2 separate regions of the Mus musculus genome follow, and region 2 is linked to region 1. A link is a loop called in an ENCODE intact Hi-C map of the cell type or tissue named here. Cell type or tissue: heart. All regions are shown on one strand.

Region 1 (2,500 bases):
AAAACAAAACAACAAAAAAAAGTGGTTGTGTGCTGCTTGACATAGGTACTAGAAACTGAACTAAGGTTCTCTGGAAGAGCAAGCAGTAAGTTGAAGTTCTCTTAACTGCCGAGCCGTCTCTCCTGCCCTCTGTGACACTTTAATGCGGCATCTACACGTATGGACCATCACATGCTTTTGGTAGGTTGTCACCGGGCTTCAGTTTAACCTCTCTCAATGCTAGTTACTGTAGGGGTCTGCTGATGCAAACATTTGTTTTCTTGCAATAGGTTTCACTTTAGTTCAGGCTGGCCCAGACTTTAAGATGTTCTTGCTTCGGCTTCCCGAGTGCTGGGATTTCAGGCGTGCACTACTCTGCCGGACTCAGAGAATGTTTTTCATTTGTATTTTCTATCTGACCGAGCCCAGACGTTTCAGAGCCACCCTCCCCATCCTTCTCTGCCTACGATGTCTCTAGCAGTTCTTGTTTTGTTTTGTTTCTGAGACAGGGTTTCTCTGTGTAGCCTTGGCTTTCCTGGAACTCACTCCATAGACCAGGCTGGCCTAGACTCACAAGAGTTCCTCCTGCCTCTGCCCCGCACCACTAGGATGAAAGGCATGCACCACCACCTACAGGCCTTGTTTTGATCTTTTTATCCACACTTATTTGTTCTTTTTAAATTGGAAACTGCTTCTAAACAAGAGGGGGGGGGGGATAAGGTTTAGAAGTAGGAAGTATATATGTTAACTAACCATTTGTCGAACATATAGTGTGACATTAGAAATCAATGACTTTAGAATGGTAGAAGCAACAGCCAGGTGACTTGAGTATTTAGAGAATAGTGTAACTAAACATGCCATGGTCTCTGGGTGGGACGTTGAAAGTCAACCGTTCTGCGTAGGGGAACACATATCAGAGAGGACAGCTCATCCAAGTGCACGGATAGATTAGGGAATGAAGAATCATTTCCTACTGTATAGCTGGTAAAAGACATCACGTGGGCCATGTATTCCCAAAAAATATATGGGCAGAGGATTGCAAGGGTTGGAGGGGGTGGGGGTGGTGATGGGGGTGGGTCGTACACAATACATACAGGGATGCATCTCACAAGCAACGATGGTCATTTATTTCGTTATTTATTATACCCTTGCCTCTGTTCCATAGATCTAAGCAACCTGGGGGAGAAAAAAAAAAAAAAAAAAAAAAAAAGGCGGCGACACCTAGCAGCACGAAACCACGCCCTCTTACCCCCCCCCCCCGTCTCAGCCATGAAAAGCCCCGCCCTCCCGCGCACGCGCCTCAGCACGTTTCGCGGCCTCCGAACCAGCAGAGGGCGTAGAGAGCGCGCACCGCGCACGGCTGCTTCCGGGTCAAGGGTCAGACAGCCGCCTTTCCGTTTGCCATGGTGCAGCTCCGGCCCCGCTTGTCGCGTATTCCCGCGCCGGCTGAGGCGATGGTGGACGAGGACCAGGCGGCCTCGGAGGAGGAGGAGGCGGAGCACGGCCTGCTGCTCGCGCAGCCTAGCAGTGGCGCGGCCGCCGAGCCCCTGGACGAGGAGGAGGACGCGGACGACGAAGCCCCGGAGGAGCTGACTTTCGCCAGCGCCCAGGCGGAAGCCCGGGAGGAGGAGCTGCGCGTGCGCGCGAGTGCTCGCAGGTGCAGCGCCCGGGAATGTTGGCGCCTCGGGACTCCCCAGGCTCGGCCGGCGCTGACCCGACTCCTTTCCTTCCAGGGATAAAACGCTGTTGAAGGAGAAGAGGAAACGGCGCGAGGAGCTGTTCATCGAACAGAAGGTTGGACGCGGGACTTGTCGCTTATGTAAACTCGGCCGGGGCTAGAGTTCCCTTGCTAAAAGCTCCTTAAAGGATAGGGTACTGGAGAGGTGCAAGGGCCATTGGCGTTTCTTGGAGTCTGCCGTAATTCAAAGTAGGCGTGGAAGCACTGACACTCATCTATCCCTGACAGTAGGTCTTACAGGCTTCCAGAGGTGGTGAGGTTTGCTTGAGTTTTTAAAATTCTAGGCTGGAGCTAATGATTTCTTTTTTCGCACCCCAGAGATCTGATTTCGAGTGGCCATACCTAAATACCTTTCAGTTAGTAGCCGGGATACTTGAACGTTGAGCTACTTTGGGTAAAATGACAGGGAATGTATTGGGCTTTCTTTTCTTTTCTTTTTTTTTTTTTTTTTTTTTTTTTTCTTCCGAGACAGGGTTTCTCTGTATAGCCCTGGCTGTCCTGGAACTCACTTTGTAGACCAGGCTGGCCTCGAACTCAGAAATCCGCCTGCCTCTGCCTCCTGAGTGCTGGGATTAAAGGCGTGCGCCACCATGTCCGGCCTGTATTGGGCTTTCTAAATCCAGTCTTAATGTTGTCGGTTTAGAGGCAGCAGGGACGTATTCACAGATTGGCCCGAATTCAGGACTGTTCGAAATGAGTAACGTTAGAAGTTATCTCCAGGCATACCTGTACCTCACTTTAACTTGTCATCAAATGTCTTTATCCCCAAAGAAAAGAAAGCTG
Region 2 (2,500 bases), 150 kb after region 1:
AGGAGACCGACACCCTGATCACTGTTGCCCGCCTGCTCTTTCTCTGAAGTTTAAGCTTCTTATATTCACTGACTGTGTGGCTGGCTTAATATCACCCGGGCACAGCTAGAGTCATTGGGAAGACGGATCCTCCGTTGTGAGAATGGCTCACCAGGCTGGCCTGGGGGGCGTTTTCATGATTGATGTGGAAGGCCCAGTTCACTGTGTTGATGGTTGGGTTCTCTAAGAAAGCAAGCTGAGCAAGCCATGGGGAACAAGCCAGTAAGCAGCATCCCTCCATGGCCTCCGCATCAGCTCCTGCCTCCAGGTCTCTGCCCCGACTTCCTCCGATGGTGACTACAGGCTGTAAACGGAAATAAACCCTGTCCTCCCCAGGCTGCCTTTGGTTATGGTGTTTCTCACAGCACCAGAAAGAAACCAAGGCATTGATGGTGTGGTGTGTGGCCCCTTTCCACTTCTCTTCTCTCTTTCTTGTTTTATTTTATTTTTTTAAAATCTCTTGGCTGTGACATCACTGGGTCCTGCCTACGATTAGAACAGCATTTCTTGAGTCCCATGAATATGGGTGTAGATCTATGTGCCTTCGGGTTTGGAAGGGCTGATAAAGGGGAGGGGCACCATTTAATTTAGGAATGATACTCCCATAACTACAAGTATGACAGACATCACTGACATTTATAGAAGCAGTATAATATTGGGAAAAAATAGCTCAAGAAATATAACTCTGTAACAAGATATATTACTGCTGTAAAGAATAACATGGATGCACGAGACCCAGCAAGGCTTCCCAGGCTGTCTTAACAACACTCAAAAGAATCTCTGCTGTGGGAAACCGCAGCCCAACGTCCCTGAAAGCTGTTAGCTATTAATGCTAGGAAAAAAAACTTAGTACTGCTCTGTTGACAATAAAATAAAAATCAGACATGTTTCCATAGTAATGAGCATTAGTATCTAACTTAGCAAAGGGCAACCTGTACAACCTGTAGTTTAAAGACAACAATGTTATCAGGAAAAATGTTAGATGCCCTTCAAGTACCTAAAAATTTATACCTATAAAATATTGTCTTCAAACTACTGGAGCAATCAATGGAAAAATGCAGTGGTCAGAAGTAAAAACACGCCCCCGAACTCTGGAACCCTGAACTAAGGACCAGCCCGTGACCAAGGAACCTAGCTGATTACATAAGTTGGGTTTCAGATCAGTGCAATTCCTCAGATCACCAGCAGAGGGCAGAGTGCAGTGTGCAGCAAATACTCAGGGAAAAGAAAGGCCTACATCTCCACAATGTCACAATTGAAAAAAAACCACATATCTGTGGCTCTATCTCCTGGACCTCTGGACCAGCTGTAGAAATCTGCTGTAAATATTACCACAGCCTATTTTTTTGTTGGCTGTGTTGAGTATCAAGCCCAGAGCTCTGCACATGCCCAGTTAAGTGCTCTTCCACCGAGTCACAACCTTAGTCCTAATTTACCAAAAAGATAAAGAATTCCAATCCCTTGTCTGCGTCTGCATTACGGAGCTCAGACATTTATTAGTGGTGCCACGCAGCCCTGCCTTGTGCTTCAGGGCACTGATGCCGGCTCCCTCCCTTGGTAAATCCTCTACTTTTTATGCATCTCTACTCCCTGGAGCTCTCCCAGTCTCTGAGATATATTTCTTTCCACCCCGGTTCTGCACAACCACGTCACTACCTTCCTAAACCAAGTGAATTACAGCAAAACCTAGCAAAGAGTTTCTCTTTTAGACACTAGTCAAGGAGTTCACGGAAGCTTTCTATAGGCTACGTGACTAGATCCTTGGGACCCCACAGCATCACGTTAGAGACAGCCATTATTCCGGGTAACAAAGCTCAGTGTAACCGCTGAAATGCAAGGCAGTTCAGATGCGATCACACACTTGTCTGAGTTCTAGCTTCAGGCATCACTGGGACATAAGGACTGAAGACGAACTCAGCAGTGACCAGAGCAGGAAGAGCTGTGCGGTTTCCTCTGCATGGGAGCCGTGTCTTGCTACTGCAAAAAAAAAAAAAAAAAAAAAAAAACAAACAAACAAACAAACAAAAAAAAAAACGCTCCACACGCCCTAGCCTTCTTACGCCACAAGTAACAAAGGTACCTTTAATGTTACTCAAGCTAAGGAGGGTCTGAGCAAGAAGATGGGAGAACTCAGACAGGAATAAAAAGTCAATAGAGTGTGGAGGGGTACTGTAGCCCAGGGAAAGAGAGTGTGTGTGGGGGGGGTGAGGGGTCGGGGGTTCTGTGTCACTGGTATCACAGTAGAAAGTATGAAGCCTAGAGTCTGAGTCTCAGAACTGCGAAAAAGCTAAACAAAACAAAAACCAACCAACCAACCCCACCAGAATAACGCAACATCTATCTATTGAAACACACAACTACTCATATCATTTAAAAGACAATGTAGAAATAAGCTTTATCAAAGTTCAATGTAGAATGTAATATGATGGTAATATTACCTAAGTCATAAAATCAGCTAACT

Evidence for each region. Hi-C counts contacts between places; a loop is a spot of excess contacts. Peaks named below come from ENCODE experiments on the same cell type or tissue, not always from the same donor. Only the 100,000 strongest peaks of a DNase experiment are listed, where the experiment ranks them.
Region 2: a loop joins it to region 1, with 2.3 times the contacts of the local background. A loop is called at or near these places in 6 of 42 quality-filtered maps.

Annotation. Positions count from the first base shown.
Region 1 is chr13:43,397,023-43,399,522 of GRCm38, forward strand. Nol7 (nucleolar protein 7) reads left to right here and starts at 1,354. Exons shown (of 8, transcript NM_023554.2): 1 at 1,354-1,636; 2 at 1,713-1,773; 3 at 2,489-2,500. The coding sequence starts at 1,383. In heart, a CTCF peak has its summit at 1,319 (motif pointing right); DNase peaks (open chromatin) are centred at 1,379 and 1,469; H3K4me3 peaks cover 1,829 bases; H3K27ac peaks cover 901 bases.
Region 2 is chr13:43,545,832-43,548,331 of GRCm38, forward strand. All of the region lies in intron 6 of Mcur1 (mitochondrial calcium uniporter regulator 1), which reads right to left. Among named protein-coding and RNA genes, the nearest start is that of Mcur1, 13 kb to the right of the region's middle. In heart, a CTCF peak has its summit at 1,221 (motif pointing right); a DNase peak (open chromatin) is centred at 1,210.